2 separate regions of the Homo sapiens genome follow, and region 2 is linked to region 1. Evidence: read pairs that join two places in POLR2A ChIA-PET (ENCODE). Cell type or tissue: HepG2. All regions are shown on one strand. Each heading gives the region's core, and the rest is flanking DNA. Links, peaks and the distances in the headings are about the cores only.

Region 1 (15,454 bases), core at 3,846-11,845:
GTGACGATATAGCAATCTGAAAAGGGAGAAATGGAGCTGCATGAAAGAGTTTTGTATAGTACCGAGTCTGTAAATTGATATTAATTCAAACTACATTGTTACTAATTTAAGATCCTAATTGTAACACCCAAGGTAACAACTAAGAAAGCAACTATTAATAAAAATGTACTTTTCTGAAGAGGAAATGAATAAGGAATAAAGATCATACACTATAAAAAATCAATTAAACACAAAGAAGCTAGCATGGAAGAATTAAAGAATAAGAAAGATACGAGACTTACAGAAAACCAAAGCAAAACGGCAAGAAGTAAAGTGAGTGACAAACCATTGAATCTTGTTCTGCCCACCATGGAGAAAAAGGCACAATGCTGAGTGGTTCTCTTTCAATTTTGTAGGCAACACGTACCACATTTGAGCGTGCTGCTCTGTAAACCTGCTGAGTAAGCTCAGCATAAGAAAAGACTGTAATGGCTCTAAGCTCTTCTTCAAGCTGTTCTAATCTTTGAGAAAATAAACCGACAAGCACAATGGCACTGGGAGTCTGTGGCAAGTGAGGCTGTGGTATGAAGGACAGGCAAGTCTCAATAGGAGACTGGCAGAGCAGATGCCTGAGGTTTTAGAGGAAGGCTATGCCCTTTTGTGGTTACAACAATTCTTTTCCACTTGCAGGGCAGCTCCTGACTTGCTACTTGTCCCTTGCAGAGATGGAATGTCTAACCGTGGGATACCAAGTGACAACATGGTAGATGCCCATTGTGAACTGGATATTACACAATGAATTGAATTATAAAGTTGTGCCACATTGCATTCATTATTAAAGAAAACAGTATGTGTGGGATGGAGCTAAGCAGGTGCCAGAGGGCACAGGTAAGTGGCATGCATGCACAGGGATTCAGATACCACGTTACCTTTTCCTATTGCCTCATAACCTCTCCTTCAAGCTGAATCTATGGCCTCATTGGGAGTTTCCTGTATAAAATGAACAGAATAGGGAAAACAGTGGGCCTAGTTAATGGATGTATCTTGTGAAAAAGTAAGGACCTTGGTATGAAATGGGGTCTTTGATGAAACAGACAAGCCATCTAAATAGTATGTATTTACATATGGGTAGGCAGGGTTAAGGGAAATAAGGAATAGTTAGCACCCCAGGGCTAACAACACTGAGAAACGGATAACATGCTAGGCCTGAAACCGCAAGCAAAGGTGATGACTTTGAGAACCTGAGGAGGCCTGCATTAGACAGAGAAGGCTGCCTCCCTCCAAAAGATCTGTGGATTTGGGGAAAGTATACCATCATTGCCAAGTTGTAATTTTGGAGAAAGAAAGTTCAAAGGATGAATACACTGACCTCTCTCACCCCTCAAGCTCAAGTTTTCTCCTGATGCCTTTAAAAGGGATTCAAGGGATTTGGAGCTGACCGAAGAAGAAGACTTGACCACGAGAAGCAGTAACACCCAGCAAGCTTCACTGGGCAGCGCTTGGATAGGATCACATAAAGGATCCCTCACAGCAGGAGACTAGCCAGTGGCTTATGGGAGGGACACACCCAGAAGGGGAGGAGAGCAAGGGAACTCCTGGGGAGAGGAGGATTAGAGGAGGAGCTTACGTGTCCAGGTGATGCCACTCAGAAGCATGATAGTGGGGGCTCAAGTCGGAGAGCTCTGAAGGGCCGAAGTGGCTTGGGGAGCTTGCAACCATGAGGCTTTATCTTATAATGGCCAACAGATGCAGGATGAGGTGTCCTGGAGTATGCAGAGCACATGGGCTCTAACTAGCCCCAGATCTGCTTAGTTGGGCTATTTTTAAAATAATTGGATGTCCAACAACTTGAATTTGACACCTGTGGGCTTTTGAGGTAATAGATCTCAGCCTGCAGTGAAGAAATAAACAACCCAGGAGTCTATTTGCAGAGGCCATAATTGGCTCATTTCAATAACTGCCACCAGCTGGCCAAATCCAACTGGAAGCCAGAGAGCAAGGGAGTCTGTCTGATGCACTTGATAAAGGTCTGGCTCCTGGAACATGGAGTAAGGTGGGCATGGACCTGGACAGGCAAAGGGGAATGCACAGCAGAGGTCTTCCTGGTGTGATACCAGCAAGAAGTAGTGCCAACAGCTACTGTATCCTGATTCTACCCATCAACACAAAAATAAACTGTGAATTTGATAGAGCGGGATGAATTTGGGGTGATACGTCTGGTTTTCCACTGACTCAAGTTTCAAATTTATGCTGATTCATGTGTAGTGGATAACAGGCTGGTCAAGAACTGGAAAAGAACAGGACTGTAATAGTAGGGCAAGTAGGTCTGGGAGGAGGTGTGGGGCACACTTCTCAGATATCGGTGTCCTCACTGGCTTCTGTCTGTGGCTTCCTCACTTTAGCATGAAGCTTCTCCCTCAACTACTATAAGCAGGGGAGGAGAATGGTGGAAAGTTTCATGCTAGAATTCAATGCACACGTCACTGCCACTCACAACTTCTTGGCCTGAACTGGTTACACATTCCTGCCTGTGGGTGAGAAAGTATAATCAGAGACACTGGATACTGGTGACTCCAAGCAGCCTGTAGTGCATGCTCATATATACCATTTTATTCAGTACCATGATGATAATTTCTCAAAATATTATCTCAAAGTATTTCTCAAAATATTAATTTCTCAAAATATTAAAAGTAGTATTTAAGAATATAAGTTCTATAAGGCTGAAGGCATCACACTACCTGACTTCAAACTATACTACAAGGCTACAGTAACCAAAACAGCATGGTACTGGTACAAGAACAGACACATAGACCAGTGGAACAGAAAAGAGATTTCAGAAATAAGATGCACATATACAACCATCTGATATTTAACAAACCTGACAAAAACAAGCAATGGGGAAAGGGCTCCCTATTTAATAAATGGTGCTGGGAAGACTGGCTAGTCATATGCAGAAAATTGAAACTGCACCACTTTCTTACACCTTATACAAAAATTAATTAATGTCAAAAGCAATTGCAACAAAAGCAAAAATCGACAAATGGGATCTAATTAAACTAAAGAGCCTCTGCACAGCAAAAGAAACTATCATAACCTACAGAATGAGAGAATGTTTTTGCAATCTATCCAACAAAGTTCTAATATCCAGAATCTACTAGGAACTTAAACAAATTTACAAGAAAAACACAAACAATCCCATTAAAAAGTGGGGAAAAGACATGAACAGGCACTTCTCAAAAGAAGACATTTATGCAGCCAACAAACATATGAAAAAAAGCTCAACGTCACTGATCATTAGAGAAATGCAAGTCAAAACCACAACAAGATACTATCTTATACCAGTCAGAATGGTGAGTATTAAAAAGTCCAGAAACAACAGATGCTGGCAAAGCTGTGGAGAAATAGGAACACTTTTACATTGTTAGTGGGAGTGTAAATTAGTTCAGCCATTGTGGAAGGCAGTGTTGCAATTTCTCAAAGACCTAGAACCAGAAATCCCATTTGGCCCAGCAATCCCATTACTGGGTATATACCCAAAGGAATATAAATCATTCTATTATGAAGATACATGCACACGTATATTCACTACAGCACTATTCACAAAAGACATGGAATCAACCCAAATGTCCATCAGTGATAGATTGGGTAAAGAAAATGTGGTACATATACATCATGGAATACTATGCAGCCATAAAAAGGAAGGAGATCATGTCCTTTGCAGGGACATGGATGGAGCTAGAAGGCTTTATCCTCAGCAAACTAACACAGGAACAGAAAACCAAACACTGCATGTTCTCACGTATAAGTGGGAGCTGAACAATGAGAACACATGGACACAGAGAGGGGGACAACACACACTGGGGCCTGTTGGGGTGAAGTGTGAGGAGGGAGAGCATCAGGAAAAATAGCTAATGGTTGCTGGGCTTAACACCTAGGTGATGGGTTGATAGGTGCAGCAAACCACGATGGCACACGTTTACCTATGTAACAAACTTGCATGTCCTGCACATGTAACCTGGAACTTAAATTTAAAATAAATGAATAAATAAATAAGAAACTAGCAAAAAAAAAAAATACAAGTTCTAGAACCACATTATTTGGGTTCAACTCAAGTTTCTATTCCTTTCTAGTTGGGTGCCTTGAATAAGTTCCCTAACACCTTTGAGCTTCAGTTACCTCATTTATAAAATGAGGATAATAAGAAAACTGACCTCATAAGGTTTGTTGTGAAAATTAAATTACTTAGCATATTCAAAGTAATTAGCACCATACTTACCATGCAATACTTTTCCAATAATTTTTGGTGTTATTTCTTGAACTGATTTCATGAATGGAGACATGTTGGCTGATAGATGGGAGAGTTGGAATCGAATTTGAAAATATATTATCATTTGAATATGGGCTCCTCTCTTTTCAGACATTTACATGAAAACTTTCCTAAGTAACATCAGTCCAATATATCTAATCATGAGGGTTTTATGCCTTTTTTAGCCTGTGTTTTAGTTGGATGCTTTCAACCCAATTACTTATGCTCTAGACCTGGAAACAATTTTTCTAAACATTTAGAATTTGTCAAAACTGGATAGGGATAGGATCTTAACAGCTCTTAACAGTTTAATAGATCTAAACTCAGAAAATTTGGAATTCAAATTGGTCTTTTAGCCTGCTGATATAGTTTGGCTGTGTTCCCACCCAAATCTCATCTTAAATTGTAGTTCTCATAATCCCCACGTCATGGGAGGGAACCTGTAGGAGGTAATTGAATCATGGGGGCGGTTACCTTCAGGCTGTTCTCGTGATAGTGAGTGATAGTGATTCTCACGAGATCTGATGTTTTTTAAAGGGGCTTTTCCCATTTTGCTCGGCAGTTCTCCTTCCTGCCACCATGTGAAGAAGGATGTGTTTGCTTCCCCTTCTGCCATGATTGTAAGATACTTGAGGCCTCCCCAGCCCTGTGGAACTGTGAGTTAATTAAACCTCTTTCTTTTATAAATTACTCCGTCTTGGGCATTTCTTCACAGGAGCATGAGAACGGACTAATACACCTCCTTCCTTCCTTCCTTCCTTCCTTCCTACCTTCCTTCCTTCCTACCTTCCTTCCTTCCTTCCTTCCTACCTTCCTTCCTTCCTTCCTTCCTTCTTCCCACCTTCCTCCCTTCCTTCCTTTCACTTTCCATCTTTCTTACCACACAGGGAACCCTGCAAATGAGGCCTTATGCAAGGTGACAACCACTGTGACACACCTGTTCTGAGTGTTTGTCAGCAATGAGAAGGAATGACTCTGGACAGACTTGAGAGGCTTTTGTTCTCATGGGACTCCACAAAGATTGGTCTCCATAGTTCTCATTTTTAAAAAATGAATTAGTTTAAAGTTCACTGACTTGTCTTCATGGTAATATGTTAATGGGGATTTACTTGGAATTCATTCTAGATTCCCCACCTCCCCCATTCCTTCGAATACTTTATTATTGAAAGACATTTGTGCCTTGGGTGTCTGAGTAAACCCTTATCAAAGGGGCTAAGCTTTATTCCTGACCACACTGCAGAGCAGAAATAATCTCCATGTATTAATCACCTCAAGATCTTTAGGTGTAAAGTTTCATTTGAAGGATTTTGCAGGGATATTATATGCATGGTGAATGTTCCACTGGTAATTCTGGCCTAATTTTAGGGTTTTACAGTTGCTTTTGGTTATGCATGTTACTAAATTTACAAAATCTTTCATCTATTGCAAAATCCCAGGATGATTCTCACACAGAGGAAACTTTCTGACAAGTAAACATTTGAATGTGAGCCACTGGTAAGGCAATACTTCAAAAGAAAATCATTTGTCGTAGCTGACTTTTTTTTTTTTTTTTGGTCAAGATCAAACTGAGAAAATCTCCTTGAAGCTTGTAGGCTGGTCTGTGTCATGCAGCCTGGGTGTTGGAGGGCCTCCACCACCCCCCGCATCTGTGTTTACTGTCATTTCACCACCACTGGGTCAAATTGTAAGGAAAAATAAAACTTACATTAAGTAATGTTGTAAATACAAATAAAATCCATATAAAAATATGGACAGTGGGGATAAAAAGGTAAATATAAAGCAATGTAGGCAACTTCCCATTCATTGCAGCAAATAAGACCCATAACAGCATTTAGAAAATTTGCTAGATAGGAAAAGCAATTGCAAATTTCATGGGAATATTCAGGAGGAATAGTGGGAAGGCCAAACAAAAGCACTGTAGAAAAGAGGAGAGAGAGACACACACAGGAGACACCAAGATGAGTAGAATCTATGCTTGGCATTCAAGGAGCCCAGGGCCATCACTCAGCGGCTGCTAGACACACGCAGAGACAGGCCAAGGACACTAATCTCTGAGATTTGGTTGACTATGTTTAGACCTGGTCTCAGTTGTTATTTTAGTGGTTTATATGTCTTAAAATAGCAGTCTTTTAACTTTCCTCTTTAAATGTCAAGCTTGACTACTGCAGCTTCATTTCAAGGATCCCTTGTTGGGTGAATCAAAAATGTTTTAAAAAAGTCTTTCCCTTTTGAGCTGATTTTGTGAATATTCTCACATACTCTTGGGATTTTGGTTTCACCCCAGTTTTCTAATGACAGACATGTTGTAGGATTCTGCCCACACCCCCAGTGTGGGCTGACCTCTACAACCTGAACAATGACTCATCTAGGCTTTTCAAATATTAAACTAGCTTGTAAATCCTCTCTATGCCTAATGCCTCCACCAGCTCCTTGTCTGTGCCTTCACAAGTCATTAAAACTGTAAAGACATGAATTCTTGTTTTCTATGACCTGAAAGGATTCTACAGCACTAGCTATAGTTTCTAGCTATAACTTTCCACGCTGGCAAAGAGGTAGACAGTAACCATTTTATGAAAGGGGAACTAATGCTTTACAAAATGATTACTGTTTACTTCTTTGTCAGTTAACAGTATTATTAGGATATGTATTCAGGTAAAAATCTGCACTCCAAGCCCAGCCAGTCCATATTTGGCCCATCAATATTGCTGGAGCAAGCTTTTAACATGGCAACATATCCCACTGAAACACATGCATGGACTCTATTTAGGGAAGTTTTGTGAACTTCACCTGGACTCTCCCAGTTGCTAATAATATTGTCAGCTCATGGTGAATCACCCAGTACTCTCTCTCCCCTTGCTTGGCCCTCCCTTGGTCCTCCCCTCCCTGCCTTTACACACTGGCTGCTTATTTGTGTGCTGGGCAGACAAAGTCAAAAAGGACAGACACAGTCCCTGCCTTTAAAAAGCGATGGGAAGAGAAAGGGAGCATTGCCACACTGAGGAAAGGAAGCATTGCCACACCCACCATGGGGCCCACGCTGGGTGGGGAAAAGTTCAGGAGAGCTTCCTGGAAGAGGTGACATTGGAGTAGCATTTAGAAGGATGCACTAATCCCATGAATAAAGCCAAGAAAGGGCATTTCTGGACAAGAGAATGGCATGGAAGTGCAAAGCACTAAGAGGAAGGAAAGGACAAAAGATTACAAACTGCAAAGAGCTGCATGAGCTATTTTGCCTATGGCAGCTCCACTGGGTGGGCATTCACCTACCGTTGCTTGGGATATGGGGTTTGGTTTTTGCGTGGTGATGCGTGCCAGAGATGAAAGGGGTTTCCAGGGTCTTTGCTCTTAGTCTCGGGTGAACTGCCTTGTATCAGTACTGTCCTCTCTTCATAAGCATTCCTTGGGCTGAAACAACCTTGGCTTCTGGTCTCAGGAGCCTTTTCTCCTGGTGCAAAAGCCCCAGGCTACCTGGTTACAGCATCAGGATTAGATTGGCTGGTTTTACTGCAGCAGTGCTTAAGTAAATCCGAATGTAGGAAAATCACTGTTTTAAAGCAATGTAGTTTGATCAGTTAGAACGACACTGATCTTTTCCTTGTATGAACTTAGAATCTGATCTGTAAGATTCTATTCATTTTATGCATCTTTTTCAGGGTCAGTATTCACTCCTTCAACAGCTCATGAGCATTATAAAGAAAAATAACCTTCTTTTAGATGCTTTAACACAGTTTCCCAAACTTGCAACATAAGAATCACTTGGGATGCTTGTTACTTAGACAGATGACTGGGGCTTTCCCCTGGGAATTCTGATTTAATAGGTCTGGGGGTGGGCTCTGGGAACTTTTATTTATTTTTTAATAAGTATGCTAGGCAGTTCTTATTGTCAGGCTAGTTTGGAAAACACAGTGCACTTAGCCCGTGTTTTACTGGATATTAGGCAATAAACAAATACGTCTACTTACACCAGGCAAAGTATGCATGATGACATTGATGATGTACATTTCGCAGGTCAGGAAACTAAAGCTCAAAGGTAAGTGACTCACATAAGAGCACACTACTGGTAACAGAATGACCTGTCATCAAATCCAGAGCCTCTGGGTTCTGTTACATTACAGTCCAAATGATGGACGTTAAAATTGTAAGATCTGATTGAGGTTTATGTCAGGACTTGTAAAATTAACTTTTTTAAATTGGGCTTTATTTTAGGTTGTACTAGTTCAGTTATACATGGCTTTTAATGTAGTGATTTTATGGGGGAAAAGTTGTTTAGAGCAAGCCAAGCTAAATTTAGTTTGTTGCCATTTGAATTTATTAATTCAGAGATAGCTAACTCAGTTAAAATAGTTTTCTTTTCAAAGAAGGCTATATATTGTTTAAAACGTTAAGAGACCTAAGGTATGTAAATGTGTTTGTTTCTTTTCAAAATAAAGCAAACCAAAAGTAAATAAGTAAAACAAATCAGCTCACAAAAGTATATACTAGAGAATTATTTATGTCATTCAAATTAGTTTCTGTCCATAGTTATATTCTACAAACCCATTCTTTCTGATATTTGCTAATTAATACCAAATATTTAATTTACCTTAATTCATGATTCCTTCAGAACCAAATTGAAATTTGCCTTGGAGTTATTTATCAGAAAACAATTTGCTTAGCATATTGGTAGCATAAAGAGCTTCAAAAAAGATGTATAGATATATATATATATTTTCAATTTCTTCTGTAGAAACAGTTGCATGGCAAGTCAAAACACTGAGACAATGGGGACTGCAGCAGAGAAAGAGTTTAATAATCTTAGGACAGCTGAACAAAGAGATGGGAGGAAACCTCAAATCCACTTCTCCAAGGAATTCGGGGCTAGGGATTTTAAGGAGTTTGGAATGGACCAAGGTGTGGGGATTGTTGACTGGTCAAAGAGAGCAGGGTGAAGTCATGGGATGTGGGGATTGTTGACTGGTCAAAGAGAGCAGGGTGAAGTTATGGGATGAGGGGATGAAGAAACTGCCTTCTCATGCTGATTTGGTTCCTCATGGGGATTTTCACTCTGGTTGGCATCAGCAATTCCCAGTGGAATTCAGGGTCTGAAGAACATCTTAAGTAAATCTGAAGCAAAAGCCTTATGATTCCAATGTCAGACACGATTCCTATATAGGAACAATGAGGATGTAAATGGTCAGCATTGAGTGACCTTTAGCTACAACAAAGTGGACCAAAGTGCAGCCCGATGATGATTAATTATAATTATATTTCTGTCCAGAACCCAGTACGTAATTCTTGTTAACCCTGTGAGAACAATTTCACAAATAGTTGATTACAAATTGCTCTTTAGTGAAGACCCTGCAGAGCCTCTGCTTAGCAGCTGATGCTACGTACTTAAATATATTAAAATGACTTTTACAGTAAATAAAGGAATTATTTAACATATTACATGACACTTTATGATGTATTCACTGTGACTTATTATATGTATTTCTCTCTGATTAATTCAATGTAGAATAGTTTCACTAAGCTCTTCAGTAGAAGAGATCGCTTCCTAAACATGCAGCATGTTTCAGTCATGTGTGAAGCAGCTTTGGCTTTTTTAGATTAATTAGGGAAAGATGTGATTACAATAGTCATAGTTGTAGCTGCATTTATGCATGTACATAAATGCATTTACTCAGTTATTAACCCAATAAGCAGTTATTTAGTAGATTCTTTGCTAGGCCCTTGGGAGACAGAGAGAAGCAAGTTGCTGACCTTACATTCCAGGAGCTCAAAGTCTTCTAGCAGAGCCAGACAGGAACCCCACCATCACTCCACAGTGGGAAACCTCTGTGATGCGTATGCCCAGGATGCTCTCAGATCAGAGAGAAAAGTCGCTCACTCAGCTCAGAAGAGTTCAAGAAGGCTTTCAGGGGAAATTATGTTTTGACAAGTAAATCAAATGTTTACTAAAAATAGAAACTTCAAAAATTATTATTCATGATGTTTTCATAATTCTCTAGTTTGAAGACACAATACTGGATTGGTGGCACAATATTCATTTAGATGTGAGGCACTGGTCTGGTTGAAAAGTCAGTTGAATTTTATTATATTTTGTATTTTTTGTCCCTCTTAGAATTATTTAAATTTTTAAGTAGTTTTTTTATAGCTGTTTTTAACTTTACAGCAAAATTTAGTGAAAGTATGGAGAGTTCCCATAAAAAAAACAGGGAAATATCTGAACAGCAGCTTCACCAAAGAAGATACACAAATGACAAGTAAGTATAGGAAAAGATGATCTACTTCATATGCCATTAGGGAATTTTAATTTAAAACAACAAGAGATACACCTACACAGCTATTATAAGGTCCAAAACACTGACAATATCAAATGTTGGCAAGGATGTGGAGCAACGGGAACTCTCATTTATGGCCCATGGGAATGCAAAATGGTACAACCACTTTGCAAAATAGTTTAGTGGTTTCTAACAAAACTGAAAGTACCCTGACTATATGATCCAGCAATCATGCTCCTTGTCATTTACCCAAATGAGTTGAAAACTTGTGTCCATGCAAAAACCCACATGTGGATGTTTATAGCTGCCCTTTATGCATAATTTTCCAAATTTGGAAGCAGTCAATATGTCCTCCAGCAGGTGAACAGATTAATAAACTGTGGCACCACCAGACAATGGAATATTATTCAGCACTAAAATCAAAATTAACTATCATGTCATGAAAAGATATGGAGGAATCAGCACATTGCTAAGTGAAATAACCCAATCTGAAAAGGCTCCAAACTGTATGATTTCAACTATGTGACATTCTGGAAAAGGCAAAACTGTGGGGAGAGTAAAAAGATTGGTAGTTTGCTCAGGACTGGGGAGGGAGGAGAAAGGAGGGCTGAACAGGATTACGGGAGATTTTCAGGGCAGTGAAACTGATCTGTATGATAGTATTAATATAATTGTGGATACATTCATTATATATTTGTCTAAACCCATAGAATGCACAACACCAAGAGTGACATCTAATGTACTTTGGGTAACAATGACGTGTCAATGTTGGCTTATGGATTGCGACAAATGCACCACTCTGGAAGATGTTTTATTGACATGCCATGTTGCCCAGGCAGGTAGGTCGAGTCTACGGGAGAAGGTAAGTGGCCGCCGTGGGAAGATTCTAGTCTGCTCAACTCATGGGCCAACTCCCCAACCCATATGACATGTTTTACTGGCATTTCTTTCGAAATTTATTACAGTTACTGCATAACTCAAATTTTTATTTTTCCTTTTTGTAAGCCATTGTTGGTTCTTACGGTGGCATATTGGTTTCATATACTTTAGAAGTCCCAGGGTTATTTAAGAATCACTGTCCTTGATTGTAGGTATTGGTAAAAGCACAATTATGTATTCTAATTAGTTACTCTTGATAGTTACTCCTACTAATGAGAGCTTCTCATTTATCTCAGAATTTCCAAAGTCAAAGTCCTGATTTTTAGTGTCTACCCTCCCAGTGTTTACATGTTTTAACTATAGGATAACTTGGTGATTTTGGACTATTTTCTGTGGCAATTTATTTCAGCTCTGTAAGAAATGAATTTTTGATCATTGATAAGAACTAAAATCTAGTCAAACAGTTCTGCTAGTAATCAGTTCGACTTAAAAACAAACTGACAAAAGAACAGGCAAATTCTGGTCTAATCTCTCTGAGCACCATACCGTGGTATGTGCTCTCTTCTTCTTTTAACTTAAAAGATACAGCCCCGAGCAGTTGGGAATGCGATCTAGTTTTGTTGCTTTGCAGGACACCTAGGTACAGTGTCCCGTGTGGTGTTGTCAGAGGTGTTTGAAGCAGAGGAACTCCATCTTGAGTAGCAGCTGTGTAAAATGAGGCCGAGAGGCACTGGGCTGCCTTCTTAGGAGGTCGGGCATTCTTAGTCACAGGATGAGATAGGAGGTCGGCACAAGATACAGGTCACAAAGACCTTGCTGATACAGCAAGTTGCAGTACAGAAGCCGGCCAAAACCCACCAAAACCAAGGTGGGACCACAGTAACCTCTGGTTGTCCTCATTGCTCATTATATGTTAATTATAATGCGTTAGCACGCTGTTAGTAAAAGACACTCCCAGCAGCACCATGACAGTTTGCAAATGCCATGGCAACGTCAGGAAGTTACCCTATATGGTCTAAAAAAAAAAGGAGGAACTCTCAGTTCTGGGAATTGCCCACCCCTTTCCTGGAAAACTCATGAATAATCCACACCTTGTTTAGTGTATAATGTAGAAGTAACGATCAGTATAAGCAGCTGAGCAGACCATCCCACTCCTCTGCCTATGGAGTAGCCATCCTTTATTGCTTTATTCTCTTAATAAACTTGCTTTCACTTTATGGATTCGCCTCAAATTCTTTCTTGCGTGAGATCTAAGAATCCTCTCTTGGGGTCTGAATTGGGATCCCTTTCCTGTCTCAGTGTGATATTTTGCTGGCGATGAACCTTTACCGGTGGAGGTAAAGTGAAGGGTCCCCCCTCCTGGGTGTCCTGCTTACAGCTTCACATGCAAGTCTGGGGTTTTACATTTGGGAACATATGTTGAGTCATAGAATAAGCCCCTCCACTAAATTTTTCTCGCTGCCACTGACCTCTAAGCCACGCAGGAAATCCCTTTGTAAGCAAATTCCCATCCTCAGCCCTTTGGCTGTTTAGTCTGTGCAGGGCTAGGCCTGGCTTACTTGCTCCTTTGATTGGCAAGCCCCATACTAGAAACAACAAATGGACAGAGTCGCTCTCACCAGAAGCTCCTCGCTCTCACCAGAAGCTCCCCGCCCTCCGGCCTCCCGATCTGAAGACTCTTTCAGCTTTATTTGGACTGGAACTTGATGAGAGGTTCACTAGGCAGGAAACATGCCCCTCCTCCCAAAAATGCCACTGACAGGGACAGAGTTTCTCACAGACTTGGCGGCGAGCTGCAGGGACCTGAGCTACTCCATGGCTTGGGAATTTTAACTCTTGTCAAAGAAGGAAATAGCCTAAAACCATTTGTTTTCACTGAAGATGCAGCTAATTGTTTGATTAAAAACTATGGTTCTAATGGGATGTGAAATCAGTGAGTCAGATGAGCAGTAACTACATGATTCCAGCATATAAACTCCAGAATAAGCAAATCCATAGGGTTAGGGAGCATGTGAGTGGTTGCTGAAAGACTAGGGGGAGGTGAAATGGGAGTAAGTGTTCCTGGGCATGGGGTTGGTTTGGGGGGTGATAAAAATGTTCTGAAATTAGATTGTGGTGATGGTTGCACAGCTTCGTGAATATACTAAACACCTCTGAAATCGTACATTTTATAAAGGTGAATTTTATGATATGTGTTTATATCTCAATTTTATAGAAACCTGTATGAAGGGAATGAAAAATTGTTTTAACAGTGCCCACAAGCCACAGACTGGGAGAAAATATCTGCAAAAGACATATGTGCTAAAGAGCTGGTATCCAAAATACACAAATAACTCCTAAAACTCAACAAAAAGAAGCAAAACAACCCAAAGAGATGTGAAAAAACACATCATATGTATATATATGTATATATATACACACACACCCCCTATATATTTATAAGTATATATATAGATGGCTTATATATACATATATATAGATACCTATATATAGATAGATACCTATATATATATAGATAGATACCTATATATATATAGATAGATACATACATATATATATATATATGTATATATATATATATACAGATGGCAAGTATGCATATGAAAAGATGGTCAACATCATATGTCATTAGGGAATTGCAAATTAAAACAACAATGAGATAGCATGAACTCTCATTGCTGGCGGGAATTTACAGTAAGTAAATGGTCTTACCCCATGTGTTAGATTAGTCCACTTGAGCTGCCATAAAAATGTACCACAGGTTAAGTGGCTTAAACAACAGAAACTTAGGTTCTTACAAGTTCTGGAGGCTGGAAGTCCAAGATGGTGGTGTCAGCAGGGCTGGTTCCCGGTGAGGCCTCCGTCCTCAGCTTGCAGATGGTGCCTTCTTGCTGTGTCCTCATGTGGCCTTTCCTCTGCGTGTGCCTGGGTGGGTGGGGGTCTGGGGGTGGGGGATAGCAGGTGTTTCTTCTTATTTGTATAGACACCAATCCCATGGGCTTAGGGCCTCACTCTAATGACCTCATTTAACCTTACCTCCTTAAAGGCCCTATCTCCAAATACAGTCACATTAGGGGTTATGACTTCAACAGATGAATTGGGCAGGGAGCAGGGACCCAATTCAGTTCATAACATATGATTCAGCATCACACTCCTTGGGATTTCAAATGAGTTGAAAACCTACATCCACACAAAAACCTGCACATAGAGCAGGTTTATTCATAATTGCCACCCAACGTATCCTTCAATAGGTGAATGGAGTGGTAAGGATGTAATTTTATGAACATGGTGGTTTAAATATTTCTGTTCTTAGACAAATGTCTAATTAAATGACATGATATATGACATTAGCTCTCTTCACTTAGCATTTTGCCAATTAAGAAAAAAGACAAGAAGATTTAAATTTCTAATGCCAAGTGTATACCTATTAAATATAATATGAGACAATGAGAAACTCACGTGATTTTTTAAGGCGAAGCACCAACTTCTAGCTCTGGCTTCACTCCCTCAAGCTTCAGGTGTGTGCACCCTCTTGTCTGCACTGAGAGGTATTTCCAGGGAAAATGGCAAAGTCTCATCTGACAGCCCTGTGCCTGGCTCAGGCCTGCAGTTCCTTTGGGAAAGTACCTGTGGTTGTGTGTTAGCAGCAAAGGATATCTTGATAAATCTTTATTTCTCAAACTCTCTATTTTAACCTACCTCTACCCTTATTCTGGCCTAGTCTCCAAATTTTACTTTATTTGTCTTGTATTTCTAGAGGGATGAGGCCACAAAATGAAAATACTGAAAATCTCATGAGCTCTGAGTACCTCCTAGAGGCTGAATAACCATCACCCTATGTTTGGATGCGTTATTATTTTCTTCTTGGCTAAAGATGCTACTGTAATGAATAAAATACACACAACTTTAATACTGCTGTCATTTGCTTAATCATCAGTTAGTAAAAGGACACCATCATGTTGAGCCCACACATTTCTTGAGGTAAAAAGGTTTAGAAAGTTCTAGAATGAGGTATTTCATATCTAACACA
Region 2 (15,454 bases), core at 3,904-11,903, 65 kb after region 1:
GCCTGCCCAGCCCTGGCCTCCTCCTGGGGCCATATCTACCTCTTAGCCGCAGGCGTGGGCTGGGCTGCCTCTCTAACCAGTGAGTGTCCATTCATCCAGTATTTACTGCCCCCACGTTAGGCCGGGCCCCGACTCAGGTAGGAAGCAGCCTCTGGGGAGGAAAAGGACACGCTCCTACTCTGAAACATTATACTGTTTAGCTGGACATCTAATACATGCGTATAGGGACATTTATATCACCCTGGGAGTTAAATAGCAATCCAGGACAACCATGCAAAAGATGCCCTAGACATTGTACGACTCGCTGGCAGGCAAGTGGCCGAGATGCAAATGATACCGCTGGAATGAGGAAGGTGCAAGCAACTTGTGTGAGGCTGCTACACGGCTCCTTCCCATGTGGTTGTGTTACTTAATTCTCCCACGTGTGGTGGGCCAGTGGAAGTGCCTCCACACCAAACTCATTTCTTGATGCTAACTTGATACTGTTTCAGAAAGCTACTTTGGGCTAGGTGACATCAGTCTATAATCACCATCCCCACAGTCTCCATCAGTATCATCATCAGCGTAATCATCACCACTACCACCACCTCCACTAAAAATTCACCTGCGGTGTGCCCCCTACAGGCCTGTGCATGCTGCAAACAGATTCAGCTGTTGCATCCAACAAGGCCAAGGCCCCGGTGCCTTTCCAATTCTTGTCTTCCTGTGCTAGCGTGGGTTCCAGGGACATCGTTTGAAGAACAGACTTTAATGTATCAAGCATTGTTCCTTGGGCTCCAGTTCTTCTTCTTTTTTTTTTTTTTTTCCCAAGACAGAGGCTTCCTCTGTCACCCAGGCTGGAGTGCAGTGGCACAATCTCAGCTCACTGCAGCCTCCGCCTCCCAGGTTCAAGCAATTCTCCTGCCTCAGCCTACCAAGTAGCTGGGATTACAGGTGTGCACCACCATGCTTGGCTAATTTTTTTTTGCATTTTTAGTAGAGATGGGGTTTCACCGTGTTGGCCAGGCTGGTCTCGAACTCCTGACCTCGTGATCCGCCTGCCTCGGCCCCTCAAAGTGCTGGGATTACAGGCGTGAGCCACCACACCCCTGGGCTCAAATTCTGACTCTTTCCCCAATCCATGTCACGGGGTCCCTGCATTTTAGCAGTGATAAAACACAAAGATGATACAAAATTGCAAGGTATAGGAGGAAAAAGTTCTAGTGTTCTGTGGCACCATAGGATGACTGCAGTTAACAATAATATACAGTTTCAATAGCTAGAAGGAGGATATGGAATGTTCCCAACTCAAAGAAGTGATAAGTGTTTGATCTGATGGATATGCTGGTTACCCTAATCTGACCACCATATCTTATATGTATGGAAACATTACTATGTACCCCATGAATATGTAGAGTTACTATTTGTCAGTTTAAAAAATAAAACATATAAAGATCATATTTTCTCTTTCCCCTTATAAGGATATGGCAGATATGAATTACTAACAAAACAGCATTTGTGAAGGGTTGGCATTTCTTCTGCTTAGGAGGGGAAAGCTTTTGATAAACAAACTGCAACCTTGTCCTTGTGGGTCCTGAGACCTTACGGGCTTTTTTTTTTTTTTTTTTACAAGAGACACAGCATGAAAGCATTTTAACTAAATGCTTTAATCAAGATACCTTATACTCTAATGAAAATCACTCAAAAGCACTCAATGTCCCCCAACCAAAAACGTGTTACATTTCCAATAAACATGCCTGCCTCAACGGAAGTGGGGGTGAAGTTGGCACCGAGTGGGTGGTCTACACAGCCTGGTGCCCTCACAGTGTGTTCTGAGGACTCGAGTTGGCTCTTTATCTTAGCTAGTTTCATGCAGGAAGTTCTGGGGATAAAGTTAACTGCTGTCTTGCTGCACAGGACTCAGGGTCATCTTCCGCTGAGTGCATTTCAGAGCCCGCAGCTTGGTGCGAAGGTGGCTTGCAGGTAGCTGGGTGCCCGTGGGCCTGAAGCTGATGACACTTTCTGGAGGGACATGAGGATGTTGACTGTTCTCATTTCCCCTTGGTATAGGCACTTTAGGGCTTTTACATTTGTCTAGCAGCAAATATTTCCGGAAGGCCATGTTTTTGAATTTTCTGCAAAGATGTTTAGGGGTGTTAATGATGAATCGTCTGAAGAAAGTGCTTGGAAGCCCGGAATGACTGAAATCTGGTATTATTTTACCCTAATGTAGGTCCTGGCAAGGGACGTGCTGATGTGGTCTGGCCTCAGTCTACCTTACTTCCTCTCTAAACAGATGATTTGCAGCATCCCTCATCTCCCTCCCTCTGCATCCTGAGTTCCAGCTGTCCCAGGGTTCACGGCTCAGGAATGTACACCCCTTCTCCTGCCTCTGGGGTCACCCTCTGCCCCCCCACCTTTTGCTGTGTGCAAGAACTGCCCTCCCCGCAACCCCCCGCCCTGCTCCTCTATCCCTGGGCTTGGTCGCAGCTTCCACGATGGCTTACCTGTCTCCAGCTGCCTTACCTGCACTTCCATCACCTGGACAGCCAATTCCCTCCTCCACTGCATGTGAGCTTCAGGCAGCTGAGGGCTTTCATCTGCACTCCTAGCTGCACCATCTCCTGCACTTAGGAATCCCGTACACCCTAGGGCTGTACAGACTGCCTCTTGCTTGGCAGTGCTCAGGGGACCTTACCTAGGCTGTTAGATGGCACCATGCCATACCTCTGGGGCCAGGTGTGGTTTCTGGAAAGGCACTGAGAATACTGACCACTAGGCCCTGTAAGGAGGTGTTGTGGGTATAGATACGGGGAGGCTAAAAGCAGCTGTGAGTGTGGGTTTGTTCTGTGCCTCCATCATTAGACTTCCTCCCACTCACTCCCCGCAAACTGGATGAATGAGGAATCCTGCTCTCTTTTTTTTCTCCTCGCCCCAGAGGAAGAAAACTGCAAGGAGGAAAACATGGGAGATTAGGCTGAGCAACACACGTAAGGGTGAGGGCTTCACATTCTCTACATTCTCTTTCCATGCCTGAGATAGACAAGGGCGCAAAGGCCTGGGCCACAGGCTGCTGTTCAGAGCAGGGCAGGTGGCAGTGCAGGTAGTTAGTGAACTTCTGGATAAAGAAGTGGACTTCCCCAGGAGGAGAATCTGTACGGTAGTTTTTTCTATTGAAGATACAATTTCTCCTTTCTTTCTCTCTCACTTCAGTCTCCCAAATTGCTGGGACCACAGGCATGTGCCACTGCACCCCGCCTCTCTCGCTCTTCATTTTAATCTCTCTGTAATTGTATTTCTTCTTTATCTGATGTACAAGCTTATTGTAGGGGTATTTCCTCCCCACCCCCCTCACCCTGCAAAACGTTATCTTTAAATCAGTGGTGCATCTTAAACCTGATACCGTTTAGAATCAAGGAGATTCTTGTGCCATTTTCCAAGCAGACAGGTCCTGCCTTGGGAAGATGGCAGCCATCTCCCTTGGCCTCTCTAACTAGGCTTCTCTCATCAAGGTGAATCCTGCATAGTGGGAGTAAATGCATGTGTCATGGCTGCAAACGTAGCCTTGCCGTGTTTATAGCCAAAAAAGTTATGCATCTCTAGGAGGTGCAGTGGAGCCTCCGGAGCCCAATCCTCTAGGTCTGCCTCAAGACAAGGTGTTTTAAGGGGTCAGTCTTAGCTGAGGTTCATACAATTATTTGGATCTTGAGAATAACCGTATGAACTTGTATGCACACAGACACGTACGTTCAGCATTTGTGCCTTCCAGTTCAAGGACTTCACCTACATTAGCCGTCCTTCTTTTCCAGGGACCCTGAAAGGATGGTGTTATTCACACTGAAGTTATGAAACTGCAGCTACGGAAATGGGGAACTGGTCTCAAGCAGTGACAGCGACTGAGCGTCAGTGCAGGAAGCCCGATGGCTGGAGTGACCCAGCATTAAGAGGGGGATGAAGAGTGGAAAGAGAACCCGTCTAGGCATTTATGGAGCTGGGACAATGGGCTTCTTTCCAGGCTCTGTCATTAAATGTTGGGCTGACCTTAGGCATGACATCCAACATATCTGAATTCCAGCGTACCTTGGGGGTTGCTAATGACTGCACCACTGTTATGCACCAGGTACTTTCCCAGGTGCTTTTCTGGAGAAAAACAGATGAGATGCCTGTCCTCATTGGTTTAGCTGAGAGACAGAGAGAGAGAGAGAGAGAGACAGAGAGAGAGAGAGAGAGAGACAGAGAGACAGAGAGAAAGAGAGAGGCGAGAGGGAGGGAGGGAGAACATAATAATATGTGCAGTAAATATGTAAATGGTACAGTAATATTAGGTGAGAGGTCAGCAGACATTTCCTGCCACAGAAGCTGCCGTAAGGATGTGTGCCAGCCCCAGGCTGGGCTTTGCCAATCTCCTTATTTGAGGAAGGAAGTGTGATGGGAGCATTGCTTCCAAACTCCCCGTGGTGATGAGCTAGTGTTGGACTTTTACTTCAAGTCCTTTGCAGACCAATCATTTTGTAAAATACGGTAACATGAATCACTAGAACATAAAATGAAAGCTTCCAAAATACAAGCCACATGGTTTTGTCATGAGATTCCACAGACGTGAAACTGTTGTGTCCACTTGCTCCGCAGCAGTAGCTCCTTCCTCCTTCCTCCCTGCTCCCTGTTCTTCTCTCCCACCTCCATCCTTTGCTTTCTCCCTCCCTTTCCCCTTTCCCTTCAATGGGTCAGAGCTTTGGCTCTGCACCTGGCCAGGAAGAGGATGTGTGCCTGTGGGCCTAGTTTTTAGCCAGCTTAGGCCAGAGACTGTTACACAGGTGAAATCCAGACAATAAACAAGTCCTTTGAGATGACGAGAGTTGATGTTTCACATTGCTGGAGGAGGAAGTTACATATATGGAAAGAGGAATGAGTAAAAATAAGTCCTACAGTGTTGGGTGGGATTGCAGGTATTGTTGTCAGCTCATGGTGTTTAAAATAGATAGGTAGAAATAAAATGTACTTGCATATGTATACATATGCATTTACAATGTATGTGCATATCCATGTATTTCCTGGTTCTATCTATGCTGCTAGGGCATGGAAGCAATGACACCCTGGCAACAGTGAGCACACCTGGTACCCATAGCTTGGGTTCTAAATGCCACACACCACTGAAAGGAACCAAGGCTCCTTGGAGAGATGGCTGACTCCAGGGTTGGCCAGAGAAAATCCTAGATGAGCTTGGAGAATTTATTTTGTGCCAGAAAATATGGAAGTGCTCAAAAAGTGATGTGGGCTTTGTTAAACCAGTCCAGGAACCAGATCAAAGTCACTCCCACTGACCAAATGGAACACTTAAGCATCAAAATAATAGTGCGCTACAGTTTGTAACCCTTTGAGCAAAATAGGAATTCAGGAGTTCACATTGATATGAATGAATAAATGAGAGAGAAGGGAAAAGCCTACCTTCTTGTTGAAGTCTCAAAGCTTTTCTCCACAAAATACTCATTAATTCCTTACCAACTAATGAGTATCAGAAACTCATTACCTGACTTCACAGTGGAGAAACCTACCAGATCTCCTCTAAACCAAGTGATAAATTAATTTCACCTACCAATAGGACAAACTAACCTCGGGTGCCTGGTACAGTTTCGATATTTCTCCCTGCCCAAATCTCATGTTGAAATGGAGTCCCCGTGTTGGAGGTGGGGCCCGGTGGGAGGTGTTTGGATCATGGGGCAGATCCCTCCATGAATGGCTTGGGTCATCTCCTTGGTGATAAGTGAGTTCTTGCTCTGAGTTCAAGAGATGTGGTCATTTAAAGGTGATGGCATCTCCCCTCAAACTCTCTCTTGCTCCTCCTCCTGTCATGTGAGATGCCTGCTCCCCTTTTCCCTCTGCCATGATTAGAAGATTCCTGAGGTCCCCAGAAGTGGAGCGATCACCATGCTTCCTGTACAGCCTGTAGAACCATGAGCCAATGAGCCAGTTAAACCTCTTATTTATAAATTACCCAGTCTCAGGTGTTTTTGTTTGTTTGTTTGTTTTTGTTTGTTTGTTTGTTTGTTTTTGACAGTCTCACTCTTGTTGCCCAGGCTGGAGTGCATTGGCAGGGTTTCGGCTCACAGAAACCTCCGGCTCCCCGCCCGTTCAAGCAATTCTCCTGCCTCAGCCTCCCGAGTAGCTGGGATTACAGAAGCCAACCACCATGCCCGCCTAATTTTGTATTTTTAACAGAGACAGGGTTTCACCATGTTGGCCAGGCTACTCTCGAACTCCTGACCTCAGGTGACCCACCTGCCTTGGCCTCCCTGAGTCCTGGGATAACAGGCGTGAGCCACCGCACTTGGCCTTAGGTGTTTCTTTCCTTTTCTTTCTTTTTTTTTTTTGAGATGGAATTTCACTCTTGTCACCCAGGCTGGAGTGCAATGGCACAATCTCAGCTCACTGCAACCTCTGCCTCCTGTGTTCCCATGATTCTCCTGCCTCAGCCTCCAGAGTAGCTGGGATTACAGGTGCCCACCGCCACACCCAGCTAATTTTTTGTATTTTTAGTAGTGACAGGGTTTCACCATGTTGGCCAGGCTGGTCTCAAACTCCAGACCTCAGGTGATCCTCCTGCCTTGGCCTCCCAAAGTGCTGGGATTACAGGCGTGAGCCACCGCACCTGGCCTCAGGTGTTTCTTTATAGCAACACAAGAACAGCCTGACACAGTGCCCCCAGATGTGGTACACTGAGAAGAGCACAGGGTCATTTCTAAGGGATTCTTGCCCAAAATGCACAAGTGACAAACCTGAGACAAGTCCAAACCAAGGAGCATTTTTATCCAACGAAAGACCTGTATTTAAAAAGTGAAGATCGTGAAAGACAAAGGCTTTGAAACTGTTTCGGATGGAAGGGAATTGGAGTTGTGAAACCACAGGCAACGTGTGACCCTGAATTGCACTCTGGACCTTTGAAAAACACTATTAGTGCCGTCGGGGAAACTTGAATGGGGGTTGATGTGACAGTGCTGTATAGAGCCGTGTGAATGTCTTGATTTTGACGCTGTGCTTAGTTTATGTAGAACAATGTCCTTGTGCGTAGGGAATGCACAGTGTAGTATTAATAAGAACAGATGACACAGCGTCACATGAGCAGCTCACTGGCTGGTTCAGGAACACCCAGGTGTACACGACAACCACCCAGCCCCGTCCTCACACATCGAATGTGACGGTATTGAGATAAATGCTAACAATTAGGGACCCCCCCGGTGAAGAGTACACAGCAGGAAGGAAGCTCTTTGTACCCCTTTTGCAACTTTTCAGTAAATTTGCAGTTATTTCAAAATATAAAAAGTTAAACATTTGCTAGAAAAGTTTCTAAATGTTTACTCTCGGTTTCTGCTCAAGGGTGGGTGGCTTATGGTTCCCGCAGAGGCATTCCAAGTTACACGATCTGACAAGACATGGAGCGACCTGAGTTTGCGTGTTTCTAACACGTTGGCTTGAATCCAGCATGTGCTGGTGCTGGCTGTGTCCTGATGTGGCAGTGAGAGCTGCTTCTCCCTATAATTTCAATCACGCAGCTGGAGAAATCCCCATGAAATACTCCACCAAGGTGAATGAGCACGAGAGGCATTTCTACACGAGAAGTCCCTTTCTCCAGCTCCTAGCACACTTGGTAGCACCTACGAATCCTAAGGGAGGTGTTTTCTGTAGGCACAGATGTTCCTGGTATAGAAATCTGACCAACAGAGAGTACCCCTGGGTAGGGCCATAGCGCATCCCACGTCCTGGACCCAGCCCTTTGGGAGACGGAGGCAAAAGGCGATTTGGCACAGAAGTAGCCTATTGTTTAAGTTGTTTGGGCGTCCCTTTTGTTTCATTACCTGCATTTAATTTTGACTATTTTATGGAGTTAAATGTGTGATCCTTCTTATTAGATTCTTAGAAGGCAGCTTTGCTTTATGCAAGAACACCTGTCTATATGAACGTTTGTAAATGCTTTTTAACAGTTTTCAAGCAACCTTGGGCACACAGCTGGCCGGGGAGCTCCGGTGGAAGGGGCCAGCTGCTTGGCTGCCAGAATTGGAACGAGCATAGGACATGTGCAGCCACTGTAAACAAGAATGAATTTTCCTTAACCTTTATGAGTCAAATATTTATTTTTGGAATATTAACAAAATCAAAAGAATTGCCGTGTTCTTTTAAGTCAAAACACACTGACGTGCAGCTTTTAAGAAATTTTATTTAATGGAATAGTCTTAAATGGAAGCTAAAACAAATGCAGAAACACTGGAGATTTCTTGCCCAGTGTACATAGCACTGAAGCAACATTAAAAAAATCTTTAATGCTCTATAAAAGAAGCAATGAAATCCCTCTTCCCATAAAGTGTCCATCAGATGATGAGCACGCTGAAAATTCCCAAGTATGCCGTGGATAGAAAGCTCTTGGTGTGTGGCATTGTGTGTGTGCATGTGTGTTGAGGGGATGACAGATGTAAGTTCCCTAACTCCTCCCTCCCTTTACCCTCCCTCTCTCACCCTTTCCTTCTTATAAGCACATGTACGTGGGTAGGGAGATGTAGGAGTTGCTGGCTATTTAAAAAAATATTTTTGAGACAGGGTCTCACTCCATTGCCCAGGCTGGAGAGCAGTGGCTTCATCACGGCTCACTGCAGCCTGGACCTCCTGGACTCAGGCGATCCTCCCACCTCAGTCTCTTGAGTAGCTGGGACTACAGGCCCATCATGCCCTGCTAAATAGCGAAATAATTGCTTTTTGTAGGGGCAGCATCTCGCTTTGTTGCCCAGGCTGGTCTCACACTCCTGGTCTCAAGGGATCCTCCTGCCTCCATCTCCCAAAGGGCCGGGTTACAAGTGTGAGCCACCTGGTCAGAACTGCTGTTTTAAAGTGGCTAGGAACAGACCTATGGAAGAACTCTTTTCTCTGGAGCAGGGGTGAGGAGAAAGGTAAAGCTATCTTTTCCAAACTCTGCAAAGCAGCATTTCTGCATGTGGACTGCAATTAAAGAAAGGAAAAAAGAAAGAAAAAACAACAAAAACGTTGCTCATTTTGTCTTAGAAACAATTTACCTCTTTCTCTTGGTTTTGTCGTGATTGTGTTTTATGGAGAAATTTGCACAGAGGTGATTTTACATACAAAACACCCAGAACCAGCGACATAATTTGCGGGGCCCAGTGCAAAATGAAAATTTGAGGCCCCTAGTTCAAAAGGATTAAGAAGTGCCACATGGGAACGACAGAGCATTATCAAGTCCAGGGACCTTCTGAGGCTGGGGTCACTGGCAGCAAGGGTTGCCTGAAGTAATGATTCAGCCCTGCAAACATGGAACTGTATTGAATTGTAAGTACCAGCACTCTGGGAGGCCGAGGTGGGCAGATCACCTGAGTTCAGGAGTTTGAGACCATCCTGGCTAACATGGGGGAAACCCCATCTCTACTAAAAATACAAAAATTAGCCAGGCGTGATGGTGTGCACCTGTAATCCCAGCTACTCAGGAGGCTGAGGCAGGAGAATCACTTGAACTCAGGAGGCGGAGGTTGCAGTGAGCTGAGATCACGCCACTGCACTCCAGCCTGGGTGACAGAGTGAGACTCTGTAAAAAAAAAAAAAAAAGCCCAACATAAGTTAGCAAGCTGAGTGTTTCCAGCATAAAGCAATGGTTTATGACCAAGTCACCACTAAGTACAAGTTTTAATTTAAGCCTGTCGCCAAGTTCAAGCAAAAGTTATTATTATTTTTAAACCAGTAGTTGGAAGAATTCAGAGTCTAAATTAAGGGATTATGTGGTAAAAAATTTTCAGAAACTTAGTGAGTCTCACAGTTTGTCAAATATAAGCCTCTCTTCTGCTTTGTAAAATAGAAGTAAGGTATTTTAAGATTTCAGAGCTGAAGACCCCCACCAGGGGTGATCAGAAGTCATCCAAGTGTGACATCCTTATTGAGCAGGTCGAGGAAATTAGACCCAAGAAAATAAATTAACCGGGAACTTGAATATGCGACTTGTGGTTCAGTACTTGGCTCTTTGCACTACATTAAATTCTTTTCCACATTTTTCTTTCATGACTCCTTAGTGAAAGACCAATCAGTGGATTGGATTTGATAAGCTCGATTGACAAGTGGCCTGAGTGCATCAATGACTGTAGTCTCATGGACGCTGCAGCTGGGCCTATGTTCCAAGGCAGCCTTTTCCCCACTCCTGGCAGGCTGCACTTGGCAGAGTGAATACTTATCGATGAGCATATGGAACAACAGAAAGTCTTCTGTGATGCTGGTGGAAGTGTAAATTGGGACAAATTCATTTGTAAAATAATTTTCCAGAGTCCAGTGACAATTCTGCAACATAGCAACTCTCTCTCTAAATATTTACACCAGGTAGAATCTCATACATGTGCTCCAGGAGACATTTTAAGAATGGTCATAGCAATATTCTTTGTAAAAACCCCAAACTGGACATGACAACTCAAATGTGTTTAGAGAGTGGATAAATATATTTGGTATACTCATACTTTCGAACGCTACATGGCAGTGAAAAATCAATCAATTATAGCCAAATAGATCGATGTGGATGAGCTTCAGAAACACGATGTTGGGTGAAAAAGAAGTTACACAAGAATACAAACAGCATAATCTCATCTGTATAAAATATATGCAAAACTAAACAATATTGCTTAAGAACACATACATAAAAAGAATATCAAGAAAATGATAAACATAAAATCCATGATAATGGCGACTTCGGGAAGACATGGAGTAGAATAGGATAGTGGAGGAGCCCTGAAGGAACCAAGGTGTCTACAACCTATTATCTATTATCTATCTATTATCCATCTATATATCTATCGATCTATTATCTATCTATATCTATCTATCTAATATCTATTTATCTATTATCTATCTATTATCAATTATCTATCTATTATCTATTATCTATCTATCTATTGTCTATTATCTATCTATCTTTCTGCTATTATCTATTATCTATCTATTATCTATCTATATAGCTATTATCTATTCCCTATCTATTATCGATCTATCTGTTATCTATTATCTATTATCTATCTATTATCTATCTATCTGCTTTCTATTATCTATCTATTATCTATCTATCTGTTATCTATTATCTATCTATCATCTATTATCTATCTATCTATTATCTATTATCTGTTATCTATTATCTATCTATCTATCTATTATCTACCTATTATCTATTATCTATTTATTATGTATTATCTATCTATTATCTATCTATCATCTATCATCTATCATTTATCTATCTATCATCTATCTCTCTCTCTCTATCATCTACCATTTATCTGTTTATTATCTATCATCTATCAATCTATCAATCATCTATCATCAATCTATAATTTATCTATCATCTATTTATTTATCTACCTATCTACCTACATATCATTTGTCTATCTACCTATCATCTATCAGATTTTCCTTTGTAAGTGGTACATATTTCATAAAAAGTATGAAAAAAGACTAAATGTAGAGGACACTGGCCCACAATGGAAGGTTAAATTTCATTTTGAGGCTTCTCCTTCAGCAATCCAAGATTTTCAGAAAATATTTAATAATCATGAACAAGAAATATACAAGAAGAACACAATGTTTTTTTTATCATCTTAGTAGTTTATTCCTTGTCTTAATTGTATCATGTGGAAATTGCGTTTGGCTGTATTTAACAGAAAATTCCATAACAGTTGTTCATAGAAGATACATGTTCATGTCTCACTAACAAGAAAATAAGCAATAGATGTTATTAGGGACTCTAGTTCATTCTAAATCTCCTTTCTAGGGATTTTGTAGCCATCCATAGTCCACAGGGTGTGAGCTTTTGTGTCATGTGTGCAAGATGGCTACTGGCACTCAAGCCATCACATCCACATTCCTGGCTCAAAGAAAGACTATGGCAAAGGGCAAAAGGGACAATCTAGACAAATCTGTTCACTTGTAAAGGCTTTCCCAGAAGTCTCACTTGACCAGAACTGTATCATGTGGCCACTGTGAACTGCAAGAGAGGCAGGAAATGTAGCTGAGCACACAGTCATGCTTAGCCCTTAATAAATAAATGTTAATAAAATTGGGGTCTTGTTATTAAGAAAATGGAAAATGTTCAGACCAATGCCCCCAAACCAGGAGGCAATTAGCCATCTCTGCCATGCTAATTTATTGTTTCTGAATAAGAAAGTTGAAATGCAATAGTAATTCTAAAATGAAAGAAAATTATTTAGGCTCTTTATTAATAAATATAATGCTATTAAGGTAGTAATTGATTCTGCTCACCAAACGTGGCAGAGAAATATTCTTTTGTATTTTAAGCCTCTGAGACTTGTTTTTATTTTTAATTAGTTTGTTATCAAAGTATTAATTTGACTATATTTAATTTGAACTATATTTGAATTATAATTATGTTATTATATAATTATTATATTATATACCATATAATGATATATAATTATTTCTTATAATATACATTTATAATTATATATTATATATAAAATATATAATTGTATATAATATAATTATATATTATATATAAAATATATAATTGTATATAATATAATTATATATTATATATAAAATATATAATTGTATATAATTATATATTATATTTGAATTATATTAGTTTTGCTATATTTGATGATGCTATATTTATATATTACTGATACACTAAACTCATATTTATTCAGAATCAAAATGTTCCGACACATCAAATAGTCATTAAATAAATATCATATTATCATTTCTAGTGTTTCCTATTTATATATCTTTTTACCACACTCTTTTAAAAATACCATTAATTTATATATAGTTATACACAGTTATAGTGAATCAGAGTAATTCCTCAATTAGAATAAATTACATTAGCATTTGTAGTATTGTGCTTACATTTTATGTAACACTTTTAATATGAGAGATGCTGCATTTGTTTCAATTGTTGAAGCCAGCCAAGCCCTCTCTCTTTCACATGTATTTGAAAATGTTAAAGAAAATATTCAAAAATTAAATTATGTTTCTCCTCTGTGAATTTAAAAAAAATACCTTTTTGTATCAAGAAGAAAAAAAGAATTCTTTAATCCTCTGGATTATTGCACACAAGTTGGTGACTCAAAATTCCATGGACCTGGCTGAGAATTCAGCTGCAAGATAAACAAAGAACTAACAGATACCCCCCACTGCTGAAAATGAATTCTTTCGGACGGGAACAGACCAATGGCCGTCACAATGACATCAGCTTATTGTAACCTTCCTTCTGTGTAGACAAAATAACCGATAGGTCCTTCAGATCTGCCCGAACCAAAGCCTTGAGTCACCATCCCTGGGCCGCCACACAAGGGGGCCACCTTGGAATAGCATCTTTCAAACAGATGGCCCCCCAGATTCAGGATTAACGTGCAGTAAACAGCTGGATGCAGGCACGCCAGCAAGGAGATCCCGTCCTGCTGCTCCCCGCTGGGCACGCTGCATCAGCCTGAGGGTGAGGCCGAAACCTGGGATGGGCGTCCGGGCCTCCCTGCAGCCCGCGTCCACGGTGACAACTGTTGGGAACAGGACCATTTTTATGGCATCTTCATCTTTCTTTGAAGACCATTTATCCATTTCTCCAGCTTTTTTCTATTCATTATATTAATATAAACCTGCAGAGTTTTGAAAACTGAGGATGAAGTTGTATTTTCCTTCCACCTTAAATATCTCTTAAAGAAGCCAGAAATGAATTAAAACAAAACAAACACAAACACATCTATTGGTATTTGGGGCAATGGAAAATGTTTCTCTGAGTGTCCTGATTTATTTGAAATGCTTAATTAACCATAAAAATCTTACTATTTACATTGTGCTTTCTACCATAAAAACCTGTTTCACCCAATCTCACTCACCCAAGAGACTAGCAGGGCAGTGATTTTTCACCATCTCTCTCCCTGAGCCTACTCATTACTTCCCCAGATCTGGACAGATCACTCCATCTCTCCAGACCTTTGCAAAAGGGAAAAAAAAATTTGTTTCACTTCCTTCACTGGGCAGTTTAAAGATCAATATGAAAATAAGGATAAGAAAAGTCTCTAATAAGCTTTTCTATTGGCATAAGATGTTATTGGTAGTAATACTCGTGGCATCTAAGCTGCTCCTCTTTGTGAATGTGGATCAGATTTGGAGATAACCTGACTACCGCATCATCACTCAAATGTGAGTGCTGCAGCCCCGATCAATGCACAGTAAGGGTCTGACTGCCATCCCCACTGCAGCCTGGAAAAGTGGCATCCCTGATCTCCTCTAGCAAGATCCTGACAGTGCAGCTTTATACGTGCATCTGCTAAGTCAAGCCAGAGTGCGAATCTGTGAGCTCAAATCTTGTGCAAGGTGGAGTCCCTTCTCCAGGGACAGAATCCACCTGTTGAGGAGTGGCAGGTTACAATGTAAGGACTCCCTTTGGCTGTTTAGCCACGGTCTGTTTCATAAAACCTTGATATTCTTCAAGGGTAGGGCAAACTAAGTCAATTTTCAGAAAGTATCTCTATCATCAATGGATGCATGACTATAATTTCTATGGTCGGGTGGCCTTCTCAAACAGAAGTCTCTCTGGAATAGTGATGTAGCATTGCCTGAGAGACCAGATAAGTTAAAGAAGATGAATGTTCTTGAACCTTAAGAAAGCCTTTTGTGGGTGTTATTAACTGAATGTTCAAAAGCCTCAAATGTGTCTGTTGAAACCCTACCCCCTTACATGATGGAATTAGGAGATGGGGGTCTGTTGGAAGTAATTTGGGTTAGATGAGGTCATGAAAGTAGAGCCCGCGTGAATAGGGTTCGTGTCCTTATAGGAGCCCCCAGAGAGCAAGTGTCCTTTCTCTGCCATGTGGGGACACAGTGAGAAAGCACTGTCTAGGAAGAACAGTTCCTCACCAGATACCAAAACTGCCTTGATCTTGGACTTCCAGAATGCAGAACGACCAGAATCAAATTTTTGTTGTTATAAGTCACTCATGCTAAGGTATAGTGTTATTATAGCCCAAATGGACCAAAACGGTGGGGTTACAACCATGTTCCCCTCAAAGTAATTTGGGTGGTCAGTAGCAGACTATGGAAAGAAGGGATAAAGGTGAGATTTCCCAAATTACTTCCTACAAGTGCTATTACCTACAAGGAGTTCGGCTGCTGTGGAGGGCCACATGACAGCTGGAGTAAACGCCACTCAGCTCATCAATGCCCTTGTCACTGGCCACCCCTCACATCATCTCATGGGTGCCCTTCTCACTCAGAGCCCCTCACATCATCTTATGGGCACCCTTCTCACTCAGAGCAACTCACATCATCTCACGGGCACCCTTCTCAGCTCTGAGCCCCTCACATCATCTCATTGATGGTCTTCTCAGCTCAGAGCCCCTCACATCATCTCACGGGCACCCTTCTCAGCTCTGAGCCCCTCACATCATGTCATCGATGGTCTTCTCACCTCAGAGCCCCTCACATCATCTCACGG

What was found. Peaks named below come from ENCODE experiments on the same cell type or tissue, not always from the same donor. Only the 100,000 strongest peaks of a DNase experiment are listed, where the experiment ranks them.
Region 2: POLR2A ChIA-PET joins it to region 1 with 42 read pairs; 4 of 35 experiments call an interaction of 5 or more read pairs at or near these places.

What each region holds. Positions count from the first base shown.
Region 1 is chr6:829,318-844,771 of GRCh38, forward strand. No RefSeq gene overlaps it. Among named protein-coding and RNA genes, the nearest start is that of EXOC2, 140 kb to the left of the region's middle. RefSeq lists enhancers at 16-563, 564-1,109, 9,836-10,385 and a silencer at 292-586. In HepG2, for the core only: no CTCF peak of the experiment used is centred there; a DNase peak (open chromatin) is centred at 8,284; H3K27me3 peaks cover 418 bases.
Region 2 is chr6:893,864-909,317 of GRCh38, forward strand. No RefSeq gene overlaps it. Among named protein-coding and RNA genes, the nearest start is that of LINC01622, 200 kb to the right of the region's middle. In HepG2, for the core only: no CTCF peak of the experiment used is centred there; a DNase peak (open chromatin) is centred at 7,088; H3K4me3 peaks cover 1,278 bases; H3K27me3 peaks cover 1,149 bases.